Linked DNA regions of Homo sapiens: region 1 is linked to region 2. A link is a contact called in ENCODE Hi-C or POLR2A ChIA-PET data. All regions are on one chromosome and are shown on one strand. Each heading gives the region's core, a stretch centred on a gene start or an enhancer-like site at or near the end of the contact. The rest is flanking DNA. Distances are from core to core; before and after follow the strand shown.

What was found. Hi-C counts contacts between places; a loop is a spot of excess contacts on that map. ChIA-PET counts read pairs that join two places held with the same protein, here RNA polymerase II (POLR2A). Pooled maps may share reads with other maps.
Region 1: a loop to region 2 is called in a map of CD8-positive, alpha-beta T cell, with 6 times the contacts of the local background. The contact joins the promoter of HACL2 here to the promoter of BRD4 in region 2. A Hi-C loop is called at or near these places in 3 of 168 maps with a recorded cell type or tissue (B cell, CD8-positive, alpha-beta T cell and ascending aorta), 7 of 37 single-sample maps with no recorded cell type and 20 of 50 pooled maps. POLR2A ChIA-PET finds 5 or more read pairs at or near these places in 5 of 52 experiments (CD4-positive, alpha-beta T cell, H1, HEK293T and 2 more).

What each region holds. Positions count from the first base shown.
Region 1 is chr19:15,122,987-15,130,508 of GRCh38, forward strand. HACL2 (2-hydroxyacyl-CoA lyase 2) reads right to left here and starts at 2,800. Exons shown (of 16, transcript NM_006844.5): 1 at 2,670-2,800; 2 at 1,939-2,083; 3 at 389-590; 4 at 130-257; 5 at 1-44. The coding sequence starts at 2,073. ILVBL-AS1 (ILVBL antisense RNA 1) reads left to right here and starts at 1,174. Exons shown (of 3, transcript NR_186314.1): 1 at 1,174-1,239; 2 at 1,478-1,519; 3 at 2,941-3,188. RefSeq lists enhancers at 1,540-2,305, 2,306-3,069, 2,564-2,653 and silencers at 2,254-2,303, 2,874-2,943.
Region 2 is chr19:15,329,424-15,336,206 of GRCh38, forward strand. It overlaps BRD4 (bromodomain containing 4), which reads right to left and starts at 3,116. Exons shown (of 20, transcript NM_001379291.1): 1 at 2,867-3,116. It overlaps LOC124904643 (a long non-coding RNA gene), which reads left to right and starts at 3,190. Exons shown (of 4, transcript XR_007067146.1): 1 at 3,190-3,225. RefSeq lists silencers at 2,116-2,165, 2,176-2,325, 2,356-2,455, 2,656-2,885, 3,116-3,215 and 2 more and an enhancer at 3,382-3,998.

The sequences.
Region 1 (7,522 bases), core at 1,550-4,049, 210 kb before region 2:
CGGAAAAGGGACAGCTGATCAACAGCCTGGAGCGCACCCCGGTTCTGGCAAAGACAGAGGTGTGGCAGGGTTATCGCATGAGCCCTTCAAGCCCCCCTAGGCCCCCACTGGCCCCCAAGGACTGGGTACCTGCAGCAGAGTGCTGGCAGCCCCACCCAGAAGCAGGATTGGGGACTGAGCCATCTGAGCATTCTTCACCGCAGTCACCGTGTTGGTGAGGCCAGGGCCTGCTGTCACTGCCGCCACGCCCACCGTCCCTGGAACACAGAGCCCATCACAGCCATGCCCACTCTCTTGGCCATTCTTCCACCTCTGAAAAACCCCTACCCTCACAGACACTCTAGCCCACAGTCCAACCAGTCCCCAGCCCTCTCTGCAATGCCCTCACCGGACAGGCGGGCCATAGCATCAGCAGCAAAGACGGCCGTGACCTCATGGCGTGTGTCCACCACACGGATGCCCAGTTTCTCACAGGCCACCAGCAGCGGGGAAATGTGCCCACCGACCAGCGTGAAGATGAACCGCACACCATGGGCCCTCAGCACAGCGGCCACGTTCTCTCCGCCATGCCGGACGCTTGCCTTGTCCACCTGGGCCCAAGGACAGGTGGAGCAATAAAGTTAAAGGCCAGGGCAGAGGGCAGCTGGGAAAGGGGGCAATCCCCCTGCCCCAGGTAAGGGGGCAGGAGCAGGGTGAGAGGTCAAGAGAAGCTTGGTCTTGGTTAGGCATATATTATACTACATGCCAGGCTCAAACCAAGGCATAACATCTTATCAGATCCTCTTGTCATTACATCCCTCTTACAGCTGAGGACATCAAGGCTTGCCCAAGTAAGACTGAAAGTTCAATAGAACCCACGCTCTTAAGTGCCCCACTGTTACACTGCCTGTCTCCAGGATGGCAGGGCAATCAGGGAGAGAGGAGAGGGTTATATAACCCAGGGGGTTTGGCCAGGGGCACAACGCACGCAGAGCAGATGGCAGGGAGCCATCTGCTGTGACTCCTCCCTGCCCTCCAGTATCCTTGCAGAGCCTGGCAGCTGGGCTCCTGATCCCAGCCTCCCTGATGCCCTCCTGATGGACGCTAAACAGGCCCAGGGCTTAGTTGACAGGCTGCCAGCCACCATGTGCCTGGCACGGGAGTGAGCTGCTGGCACAGACTGTGCCGAGGCCTCCCAACTCCAGCTGCCTCACAGCCCTACACATCCAAGGCTTGCTTTAAATCTCCTAAGTCCTGAAGGTCAGTGGCATCACTCCTGGCTAGCAGAGGAAGCAGTAGAGAAGGGTTTGGGGAGGGAGAGGTCAAGCTTGGTCCCTGCTAGGAGAGAAAGGGTTGAGGAAGGGGTCTGGAGAAGGGGTAAATTTCAAACAGAGGTGCAAGGAGTTTAGGGGGACACCTGTGGGGTCAGCTCTCTCCAAACATGTCACCTAGGGCAAACCACCACACAATCTCTCTGAGCCTCAGCTTCCTCTTGCAGAAAATGAAGACAGAAAGAACAGCACCTACTTTCAAGGAAAAGGTAAGGGGTAGGTAAGAAAGTCTACAGTACTGAGCTCAGCAGAGGGCAACTGTTATGAAACTGTCACTGCCACCCCCTCGCTGGAGCCTGCCCTCTGCCCCATTTATCCCATCCAGGTTAGGGAGCACAGAGTGCTGTCCATCTGTTCTGTGAAAAGAGTCACTGGGGAAGGAGGTAGGTGGGGTGCGAGTGCCCCGGCAGCGGCAGCTTCCGTGTTCTCTCTTACCAGTGGCAAAGTCCAGGCCTCCATACACAGCGTGGCAATGGAGACAGGGCCCTGGACAGAACCTCTTACCAGTCCCTCTGGACTAGTCGGGGCTCGCTTTCCCACCCTGCACAATGAGTGAGCTGGAAGCAGCACCACGAGGCCCCTCCCTCTTTGACTGCCCCCAGCCCACCTCCCATTCTGTGCCCCGCACCTTGTGCAGCAGCTGATAGAAGAGCCCCAGGCGGTGAGCGGCGCCCAGCAAGGCGGCCACCAGCGTCCCGCAGGCCAGGAGCAGGAAGGAGGGGAATAAGCTCCCAGCGGGGGCGGCGGCCGCGGGGGTCTCCATGAGGTGGTACCTAAGAGAGAAAGGGCACTTCCCAGACTTGGGCGCGACAGGGAACCTCTCCGGAAGAAATCGCGCCCCTTCTCGCAGCAGGATCCAGGGCCACGACCCTTGCCGCCAGTTTCTGTGCGGCCACGCCCCCAACCCTGCCAGACCACGCCCTTTGTGCGCCTAGGCTCGGGGTGAAGCCATGCCTCTCCGTGACAAGGTCACGCCCCTCGCGGGGCTAGCCCCAGTCCTTTACATCACCACCACTCCCACCCAAACTAGCCACCACAAGTCAAGGTGGCGACGACAGCACCACACAGTTATCTTCCACTTACCTACTTGTCAATGGACAGGCGGAAGCCCCGCCTCTCTTTCCACAACCGGACCCCAAATCTCAGCCCCAGTAGTGAGCCCGCCCCATGTTACGTCACCAAGAGGCACGAGGTCACGCCCCCGGGTTAGCGGGCGCGACCCTCCACGCAACCCACGCCTCTCCCTTAAAGAGCGCACGGGCCCGAGCCTGATCCCCGACCCCGGGCCAGGCTGGGTCGAGGTCACATCGCATCAGGATGTGGTTCTCCCACACCAGCTCGACCCCCGACGCTATTCACCTTCACCTCCAGGATATGGCGCTGCCTCCAGCAGAATTCGGCCCCCTCCGTGTCACGTGACCCGGGAGCGTGGCCGTGCCCGGGTGGCCCACTTGGCTCAGCGGCGCCCCGTAGTCCGGCCCGATGCGCATGCGCACAGTCGGAGCCCCGCTCCGGGGCCACCCGAAAGAGCCTTGCCTCTACTGGCCGCCTCCCTCATAGACCCCGCCTCCCCTTGCCTTTCATTGGCTCGCACTGCAGACCTCACACCCATTTTATGTTTTAAAACCAGGAGGCCACGCCCCTCAGCGGCTTCAGGAGCCCAGACCTTTGGGGGCCCACCTTCCGCAGCTTTCCATTGGCCCCACGGTGGAAGCCCGTAGGTTCAGGCCCTCCGAACACAGCTCGCTTTCCACACCAGCGGGGCCGTACCAGAGCAAGACCATGTCTCACAAAATAATAATAATACTTAAAAAATGGTAAATTTTATGTTATGTATATTTTCCACACTATAAATAAATATTTGTGCATGTATATATATATATGTGTATATTTTTTGTATAATAGGTATAGTAGTAAGCAAAGGAAATTCACACTGAGTCACATTCTACAAAATGCCTAACCAGACCTCTACAAAACTGTCAAGGTCATGAAAAACAAAGACTGAGGCACTGCCACAGACTAGAGGAGGGAAAGGAGCTGTGACAACTAAATTCAATATAGTACCCTGGACTGGATCCAGGAATCAAAAAAAGGACAAATTTGTGGATAAAGTTGGTGAAATCCAAATAAAGTTTGGAGTTGAGTTAGTAGTAATGAACCAGTGTTAATCTTTTTGTTTCAGTAAATGTATTATGGTTATATAAGATGTTAGCATTCAGGGAAGCTGGATAAAGAGTAGACAAAAATTATCTTGCTATCTTTGCAGCTTTTCTGTAAAGCTAAAAAAGAAAAAAAAAGTCTTAATAACAAGGATACAATTTTCCAGAGAGAGAGAAAGATGTTGTAATAGATGTAAATTCTTTCTTGGGAGACAAAGCTTTAACATGCTCCAAGACTAATTATCTGACCAATCTCTCCCCAGATAAAGAAAGATTGTCACTAGGCAAATGTCCAAAAAGCTTCTCAGCCGAAAGCTGGATTATTCAACAGTCCCTGAAACAAATATACACAGAGGACAAGTGATTTTTTTAAAAAGGGAAACAAGCCTGGCATGGTGGTCCATGTGTGTAATCCCAGCACTTTGGGAGGCCAAGACAGGAGGATCGCTTGAGGCCAGGAATTTGAGACCAACCGGGGCCAAAAAGTGAGACCCAGTCTCTCCAAAAAACAAACAAACAAACAAACTTAGCCAGGAGAATCGCTTGAACCCGGGAGGTGGAGGTTGCGGTGAGCTGAGATCACGCCATTGCACTCCAGCCTGGGAAACAGAGCAAGACTCTGTCTAAAAAAAATTTTTTTTAAAAGAAAAAAAATTAGCTGAGTATGGTGGCACGTGCTTGTTATCCCTTTTGCTTGGGAGGTTGAGAAGGGAGGATTGCTTGAACCCAAGAGGTTGTGTCTACAGTGAGCTGTGATCGTGCCACTGCACTCCAGCTGGGGCAACAGAGCAAGACCCTGTCTCTAAAAAAAAGGGGGTGGGTGTGGGGCAGGGGAGGAAACAAATACCATGTATCTAAATTGATCGAAATTTAAAGAGAAGTGCAACAAATTATTGAGTTAGAGGGATACAGTAAGGGCCTCTCTTAGGACAAGCAGAAGGACTCTCTAAGGAGGTGACAGTTGAGCAGAGAGACCAGGAGGAAGTGAGGACATGGGCCCCACAAGGATCTGGAGAAAGAGTAATCCAGGTAGAGAAGATGGCACATGCAAAGGCCCTGAGGTGTTTTATTAATTTCCTTTGATGGCCATAACACATTACCACAAATTGGGTGGCTTGAAACAACAGGAATTAATTCTCTTACACTTCGGGAGGCCAGAAATTCAGCATGGAGGCATCAGTGGGGCCATACACTCTCTCGAGATCTTTGGGGAGGATCCTTACCTTCTCCAACTTCAAGAGGCTCCAGGCATTCTTTGGCTTATGGCTGCGTCACTCCAATTTCTCCGTATATCTTCAGATGGCCTTATTCCCTGTGCCTGCATCTCCTTCTGTATCTTTTTTTTTTTTTTTTTTGAGACGGAGTCTCACTCTTTCGCCCAGGCTGGAGTGCAGTGGCGCAATCTCGGCTCGCTGTAACCTCCACCTCCTAGGTTCAGGCAATTCTCCTGCCTCAGCCTCCTGAGTAGCTGGGATTACAGGCACACACCACAACACCCGGCTAAATTTTTTTGTATTTTTAGTAGAGATGGGGTTTCACCATATTCACCAGAGTGGTCTCGAACTCCTGACCTCAGGCAATCCGCCTGCCTCAGCCTCCCAAAGTGCTGGGATTACAGGCATGAGCCATCGGGCCCGGCCCTCCTCCTCTACGTCTTACAAGGATACTTGTCATTGCATTTAGGGACCACCCTCATCCAGGATAGGCTCATCTTGAGACCCCTCACTTAACTACTTCTGCAAAAACACATTTTCCAAGTTAGGTCACATTTGCACGTTCTGAATGTACATTTTAGGGTCTGTCATTCAACTCATTACAAATGGGATGGGCTTTGCATGTGCAGAGAAAGTCAGGAAAGCCAGGATAGCTAGAAGGAAGAGAGCAGAGGAGGCAGGGAGGAGACGCTATCAAAGGCTGGACAAAGGCCAGACAGGTATGATTTTACAGACTGCATGAGGACTGCAAATTTTATTCTAAGTGAATTGGAAAGCCAGAGAGGATTTTGAACAATATGCAACCACACACAATCTGCACATGATTATTCATAGGTGCTTTAGTTGCAATAGCTGAAAACTGGAAAAAATAACAAAAAACAACAAAAAAAATATCCCTTAAGAGAGGAATGGTTAAACAAACTGTGATTCACCCATACCATGAAACACTGCTCAGCAATAAAGAGGGCAAACTACTAAAACACGACAGGCCAGGTGCAGTGGCTCACGCTTGTAATCCCAGCACTTTGGGAGGCTGAGGCGGGTGGATCACCTGAGGTCAGGTGTTCAAGACCAGCCAGACCAACATGGTGAAACCCCGCTCTACTAAAAATATAAAAAACTAGCTGGGCATGGTGGTGGGTGCCTGTAATCCCAGCTACTCAGGAGGCTGAGGCAGGAGAATCACTTGAACCCGGGAGGCAGAGGTTGCAGTGAGCTGAGATCGTGGCATTGTACTCCAGCCTGGGTAATAAAGCGAGACTCCATCTAAAAAAAAAATATATATATATATGTATGTAGTCAGGCATGGTGGCATGCAGCTGTAGTCCCAGATACTGGAGGCTGAAGCAGGAAGATCTCTTGAGCCCAGGAGTTTGAGGCTGCAGTGAGCCATGATTGTGCAACTGCACTCCAGTCTGGGAGACAGAGCAAGACCCTCTGTCTTGCTAAAAACATAAAATACAACAAAACAGAAAAGCAAAGAAGCACGCAACACTTTGGATGAATCTCAAAATAAGTAGCCTGATTGAAAGAAGCCAATCTTGGCCGGGCGTGGGGCTCATGCCTGTAATCCCAGCACTTTGGAAGGCGGAGGCGGGTGGATGACCTGAGGTCAGGAGTTCGAGACCACCCTGACCAACATGGTGAAACCCCGTCTCTACAAAAAACATAAAAAATTAGCCAGGTGTCGTGGTGGGCGCCTATAATCCCAGCTACTCAGGAGGCTGGGGCAGGAGGATCACTTGAACCCAGGAGACAGAGTTTGCAGTGAGCCAAGATTGTGCCATTGCACTCCAGCCTGAGCAACAAGAGCAAAACTCCGTCTCAAAACAAAAAGAAAGAAGCCAATTTCAAAGGTACCATTAATATGATCCATTTATATGATATTCTCCAAAAGTGACAAAACCATACTATGGGAGGAAAGATCAGTGTTGCCAGGGGTTAGGGAAGGGTGTTAGAATAAAGGGGGTAGCATAGAAGGTTTTGGGGGTGATAGAACTGTTTTGTATTATGGTGGCTGCATGTGTTAAAATTCTAATTATGATAGTGGTTACCTATGTTAAAATTTTTATTGAACTGAACTCTAAAAATTTCAATTTTACTGCATGATCCTTTAAAAACTAAAATTACGTACATATAATTTTATACATATATGTGTAAATAAATAGATAATTATATGCACACACACACCGTCCATAAATAAATAGAATTGTTTAAAGACACACTGGCACCAAACCAAAGTGATCCCTTGAAGTAACCAGAAGATTTGAAAGAGAACTGGAAAAGGGACTCAATTTCTGCCTGTGCAATTCAAAGGTGTCTTTGATGTTACTCGCAGGAAACGCTGCTGTTAAGTGTTTCAAGTCTGGGGAAGCAATGCGCTTACCACACCCTCATATCCTTGTCAATGCTTATTTTTATGAGTTTCGAAGTAAGTATAGAGTCTGGAAATGTCACAGAGGGAAGCGATCATCAATGTCAAGTCCTCTCTTTGATGACTTGTGAGACACAGAGCGGGGTGATCTCTGCAAGTCTCAGCAAGTGGTTCAGTACTAAACTGGTTCCCAGATTTCCTGACTCTTCCCGGTGGGCATGAAATCCCTGTGTTTCTAAACGCTCCTACAGCCTTCGAGAAGGCTCCTAAGGCACTTAGAGCTCCTTCTAAACTGATGCAGGCCCCTAATCCTGGCTTTCATCTCCTTGAGCCAAGGACAGCATCACGTAGGCTTCCAACCGTCGTCATGAGGTGTGAGTCATACCGGCCTCCACACCTGTAGGAGGTAATGCCTAACAGGGAGTGATGGAACCGGTATTTCCATCCACTCAAGCAAATAAATGA
Region 2 (6,783 bases), core at 1,866-4,365:
GGTGCCAAATGGTTTTTTGCTTTAAAAACAAAACAGGCCGGGCGCAGTGGCTCATGCCTGTAAACCCAGTACTTTGGGAGGCCGAGGCTGGCGGATCACGAGATCAGGAGATCGAGACCATACTGGCCAATATGATGAAACCCCGTCTCTACTAAAAATACAAAAATTAGCTGGGCGTGGCGGCGCGTGCCTGTAATCCCAGCTACTCGGGAGGCTGAGGCAGGAGACTCGCTTGAACCCAGGAGGCAGAGGTTGCAGTGAGCCGAGATCGCACCACTGCACTCCAGCCTGTCGACTGACTTCAGACTCTCTCAAAAAAATAAAAAATAAAAACAAAACAAAATTCAATCTCTTAAATCTGTAAATCTGAAGTCATTCAATAACCTGAATTGTGAAACAAGAAAATATTGTTACCCCCACCTCCTAAAGCAAAAGTGCAATTTAGTACAAAGATCACAACAACTGGCTCAAAAAGGCAACTTTTAGAAACAAAGTCTAAATTCCTTTAAACAATTCAATAATTTAGTGGAAATGTTACTAAGTGGCCAATGATTCTCGTTATTCTTAGCTAAAAATTTTCCCTCGCTGTCCTCCAGACTAGCGAAGCTAGGCATATAGCACCCCAGAACAGCCAAACAATCCTTAAAACTCAGCAGCTACCTTCTTATCTTTCATCCGTAGGCAAAGTTCCTTATCTTCAGCAATTCCACTGGGCTGACTGCTAGCAAGATACTCGGAGGTGGACTCGACTCCTTCCAATTAAGACCAACTAAAGCCATTCTGAGACCGGCTAACTCCAGTTTGAGCCTTTAAGATACTATGTTTCCTACCAAAGAAAGAGGTATGGTGGATAACAGAGCAGCAATACATTTTGTTTCAGATTAGGCTTTGCCTTCTCCATTTGATCAATGGAAACCCTGAGTGGTTTATCTTTCCCTGGCTGAAGTTTTTGGGGGGAAGCGCTTGGTTATCTACAACGCATCAGTGATAAGATAAAAAGATAAAAAACATAATCCCCACCCAAATTAAACCGAAATAAATGCTTTATGAAATTATTGGCGGCCGGGAACGGTGGCTCATGCCTGTAATCCCAACACTTTGGGAAGCCGAGGAGGATGGAACACCTGAGGTCAGGAGTTCGAGACCAGCCTGGCCAACATGGTGAAACCCGCGTCTCTCCTAAAAATGCAAAAATTAGCTAGATGTGGTGGCGGGCGCCTGTAGTCCCAGCTACTCGAGAGGCTGAGACAGGAGAATCGCTTGAACCCAGGAGGCAGAGGTTGCAGTGAGCCGAGATCGCGCCACTGCACTACAGCCTGGGCGACAGAGCGAGACTCCATCTAAAAGTATATGTATATATTGGCAAGATCATAAAACAGATTGTGCCATCAAAAACTTTCTTGAAATTAAAAACACATTCATAAATCCTTTTGAGTATCGCTTTCTTTACAACTTCCAAAGACGGTAGGGAACTTGACAGCTCCATTCACAAAAAACTCCCGACCATTGTTACAGCCCCAAAGAGCCACTGGCTTACGAGGTAAACTGCGACTTGGTTTTTGGAACCACGGACTGGTAGAGCCCTGTCGAAGGTAAGCAAAGACATTCCAATTCTCGTGAGGCATACATTCCAAGGGGTCACTAGCATCCAACACACACGCAGAGAAATGAACCCAAGACCAGACACCCCACCAGGCTGCACGAAACGTAAACAAGTAAACAAGCAAATAAAAATCTTAAAAAAACAAAGCGTAGTCTTGAGTAAAAGGGAGGTCAGCCACCCAGGAGAAGCACATGACTCATGCACCGGCCTGAACTAAAGTATTTACACCGTCCACTACAACAGAGTGGGGTTTCCCATCTTCAAGCAAACCCAAGCCTTGGGGGCATCTCAGCCGAGTGAAGCCATGCTATTTCCGTTTGGGAGGAGGGGGATCATTTTATTTCGCTGAATCACAACTCCCCCACATCCCCACCCCAAATCACCACAATCACCACCACCACACAACACTGCAAATAAAATAGGCCGTTGCAAGGACGCCGGCGAGCACGGACCGAGCAAAACAAAGCGCCCAGCAAGGGGCTGCCAGGCTGAGAGTGGGTGCGTCAAGCGGGCCAAGCTCGCCTCCAGGGCACCGCTCCCGCCCTGAGGCCTGGCCTCAGACCGGCGTGCAGCCGCAGCCACCTCCCTCCGCAGGGGACCTGCCCCTTTCTCCGCAGCACTCCGGGGACCGCCGGGAAGGTGAAGAGATGGGGGTGGGGGCGCGCTGCCCCGGCCCAGGCAAAACGACCTGGGTGCCAGAAGGAGAGCGCGCCGGCCCCGGCCCACGTGAGCGCCGCGGCCGAGCCCGCCTAGAGGACCGCGGACCGGGACAGCTGCGCTCGCGGCCCCCGCGCCAGGCCGGGACTTACCCGGGCCGGGCGCGCCGCGGACCCCGCGGCGGCCGCTTCCTCCTCCTCCTCCTCCTCCTCACTTAACAAAATGGCGGCGGCAGGAAGTGCCGGGCGCCTCGGCCCGCCCCCCGCCCGCCCCCGACCGCCGGCCCCGCCGCGGCGCCCGCGCCCCCCACCCGCGCCCCGCCGGCCAGCCCAAGCCCGGGTCCGACGGCACCAAAGGCAGGACAGCCGCGAGCGACCCCGCCGCCCCGACACCAACGGCGCAGGCCGCCCCGGCCCGGAACGAACGGCGCGGGAGGCCCGCAGGCCCGAGCCCGCGTAGCCCCGGCCTCCCCGCCCCCGCGCCGCGCGGATGGCGTAGGTGGCGGCGCCCCGGCCCCATTACGCAATGCAGGTTACGCGGACCGCGCCGCGAGCCTCCGCCAGCCGCCCAGTGTCGTCCGCCGCCCCAAAGGGCACCAGTCCTCACCTGAGACGCTAGGCCGCACGCCGCCCCCGCCGGCCGTCCGCCCGCTGCCGCCGCCCCCTCCCCGAGCTGCCTGCGCGGCGCCGGGGCCCGCCCGCCGCTCTGCCGAGCTCACAGGCCGCGCTCGCCCGCGGGCACCGCCGGCAGCCGCCGCAGCCGCTGCCGCCGCCACTGCTTCGGCTCCTCGGCTGCGGGAGACCAGAACAAACAGCCCAGCCGCCGCCGCCGCCGCCGCCGCCGCCGCCAGCGCACTGACGTCACCGCGCACGCTGCGCGCGCGGCCCCGCGCCGCCGCCGCCCGGTGTGCGCGCCCCGCCCCCGCGCCCAGCGCGAACGAGCTCTGGAGAGACAGTGGCTGCGAGGTGAGTGGGGGATACCGCGGACTGAGGGAGGAGACCCCGCAGAGCGAAGGAGCGGGCTGGGGGAAACGGGCGGACTGCAGGCTGGGCCTGCGGGAAAAGATCTGAAGGCTGAGAGAGACATCCAAAATACTAAGAAAGGTCTGAAGACAGACCCTCACAGGGAGGGAGGATGGTGAGGAGGGACCCCACAGACTGATGGAGGAGGCGGAGGAGAGAGCCCTAAGGGGGGACCCCAGGTAGGGAGGCTGAGGCGAGAGAGCTGCGATGGGGGCGCCGGGGCTGGGGTGAAGTGGAGGAAAGGAGGTGAGAGGAGGCTGCGAGCAAGGCCGAGGCGGATCCTCCTTGGCTGCCCCTGGGCAGGGAGGTAGCACCTTTCTCCTCTTATGCCCCCCTGTTGATCTTCTTCCAACCCACCTTTTTAAAAAAAGGGACATGGTCTTGCTCTGTCCCCCAGGCTGGAGTGCAGTAGTGCAGTCATAGCTCACTGCAGCCTCAACCTGCTGGCCTCAAGCGATCCTCCTGCTTCAGCCTCCCAAGTAGCTGGGACTACAGGTGTGCACCACCACACCCAGCTAACTATTTTTTGTAGAGATGGGATCTCACGATGTTGGCCAGGCTGGTCTCTGTCTCCTGGACTCAAGCGATCCTCCTGCCTCGACCTCCCAAAGTGCTAGTATTACAGGCGTGAGCCACCGCGCCCAGCTCCTTCCCATCCTTAAGACTCAACCCCAAGTCAGACCAGGCTCGGTGGCTCACACCTGTAATCTCAGCACTTTGGGAGGCAGAGGCAGGAGGTTGGCTTGAGGCCAGGGGTTGGAGACCATCCTAGCCAACAGAGTGAAACCTCGCCTCTACTAAAAATACAAAAATTAGCCCCGTGTGGGCCGGGCGCAGTGGCTCACGCCTGTAATCCCAGCACTTTGGGAGGCGGGCAGATCACGAGGTAAGGAGATCGAGACCATCCTGGCTAAGACGGTGAAACCCCGTCTCTACTAAAAATACAAAAAATTAGCCGGGTGTGGTGGTGGGCGCCTGTAGTCCCAGCTACTCGAGAGACTGAGGCAGGAGAATGGCGTGAACCCGGGAGGCGGAGCTTGCTGTGAGCGGAGATCGCGCCCCTGCACTCCAGCCTGTGCGACAGAGCGAGACTCCGTCTCAAAAAAAAAAAAAAAAAATTAGCCGGGTGTGGTGGCGCATGCCTGTAATCCCATGCCTGTAATGCCAGCTACTCAGGAGGCTAAGGCAGAAGAATCACTTGAACCCGGGAGGCGTAGGTTGCAGTGAGCCGAGATTGTGCCACTGCACTCTAGCCTGGGCGACAGAGCAAGGCTCTGTCTCCAAAAAAGAAAAAGACTCAACCCTAAGTCAGCTCCAGGACGTATGTGCCTACTCTACATGTGTGAGTCCGAGGGGAAAAAACATCATATGACCTCTTCTAGGGCTTCCAAAGCACCCCACCTGGCCACGGAAGAGCTTAGTAAACATGGGGTAGTTTTGAGATTGCTAAAAGGAGGAAGTTAGGCATATGTCTCTTGTAGCTTAAAATAATACTGTGAAATTTTTCAAACCTGGAAACAACCACTTCTCTTTCCTTTTATATATATATATATTTTTTTTTTTAAGACAAGATCTTGCTCTGTCACCCAGGCTGGAGTGCAGTGGCTGGATCATAGCTCACTGTAACCTCAAACTCTCAGTCTCAAGTGATCCTCCCACGTCAGCCTCTTTAGTAGCTGGGACCACAGGTGTGCGCCACCGTGCCCAGCTAATTTTTGTATTTTTGTGGAGAGGAGGTCTCACCATGTTGCCCAGACTGGTCTTGAATTCCTGGGCTCAAGCGATCCACCTCCCTCAGCCTCCCAAAGTGCTGGAACTACAGGCGTGAGCCACCGCACCCAGGCCATTCTCTTAGCATTTTGTATTCCCATCTTTTAAAAATGGAAAGCAGGCTGGGCGCGGTGGCTCACACCTGTAATCCCAGCACTTTGGGAGGTCGAGGCAGGTGGATCACCTGAGGTCAGGAGTTCTAGACCAGCCTGGCCAACATGGTGAAACTTCGACTCTACTAAAAATATAAAAATTAGCCAGGTATGGTAGCGGGTGCCTGTAATCCTAGCTACTTTGGAGGCTGAGGCAGGAGAATCACTTGAACCCAAGAGGCAGAGGTGGCAGTGAGCTGAGATCGTGCCACTCCACTCCAGCCTGGGCGACAGTGAGACTCCATCTCAAAAAAAAAAAAAAAAAAAAAAGGAAAGCAAACTCAGTTCTAAAAAGTCTACATGGGGCCAGGCACAGTGGCTCACACCTGTAATCCTAGCACTTTGGGAGGCCAATGCGGGTAGATTACCTGAGGTCAGGAGTTTGAGACCAACCTGGGCAACATGGTGAAACCCCGTCTCTACTAAAAATACAAACAAAATTAGCCGGGTGTGGTGGCGGGCACCTGTAGTCCCAGCTACTCAGGAGGCCGAGGCAGGAGAATCGCTTGAACCTGGGAGGTGGAGGTTGCAGTGAGCCAAGATCATGCCACTGCACTCCAGCCTGGGTGACAGGGCAAAACTCCGTCTCAAAAAAAAAAACAAAAAAGTCTGCGTGGTATTTTTTTTTTAAGTCCAAGTAATGAAACATTTCCTGATGGCCCATGGTTTCAGAATATATGGATATAATAGGATACCAGTAAAATAGTTCTTTTCTATCATGTGTTTGCTCATGCTTAACCAGGGGCAATCATAAATCACTAATGGGTCCTAAGCAAAGTTAAAAATTAAATTTTTTCATTCATTCATGTATCTATGTATTAATTTATTCATTTATGACAGGGTCTTGCTCTGTTGCCCAGGCTGGAGTGCAGTGTTGCATTCATGGTTCACCAAAGGCTGGAGTGCAGTGTTGCATTCATGGTTCACCGAAGCCTCGACCTCCTAGGCTCATTCAATCCTCCCACCTCAGCCTCCCGAGTAGCTGGGACTACAGGCATGTGCCACTACACCCAGCTAAGTTTTTAAATTGTAGTTGGCTGGGCGCAGTGGCTCACGCCTGTAATGCCAGTACTTTGGGAGGCTGAGGCGGGTGGATCACCTGAGGTCGGTAGTTTGAGAGCAGCCTGGCCAACATGGTGAACACACTAGTCTGTACTACAAATACAAAAATTAAAGGCCGGGTGCAGTGGCTCATGCCTGTAATCTCAGCACTTTGGGAGGCCGAGGCAGGTGGATCACCTGAGGTCCGGAATTCACAACTAGCCTGGCCAAGGTGGTGAAACCTCATCTGTACTAAAAATAGAAAAAATTTGCGGGGCTTGGTGACAGGTGCCTGTAATCCCACCTACTCAGGAGGCTGAGGCAGAAGAATCACTTGAACCCAGGAAGCGGAGGTTGCAGTGAGCAGAGATTGCGGAGGTGGAGGATACAGTAGTGAGCGGAGATCGCGCCATTGCACTCCAGCCTGGGCAACAAGAGTCAAACTCTGTCTCAAAAAAAAAAAAAAAAATTAGCCAGGCATAGTGTTGCATGCCTGTAATCTGAGCCACTTGGGAGGCTGAGGCAGGATAATCACTTG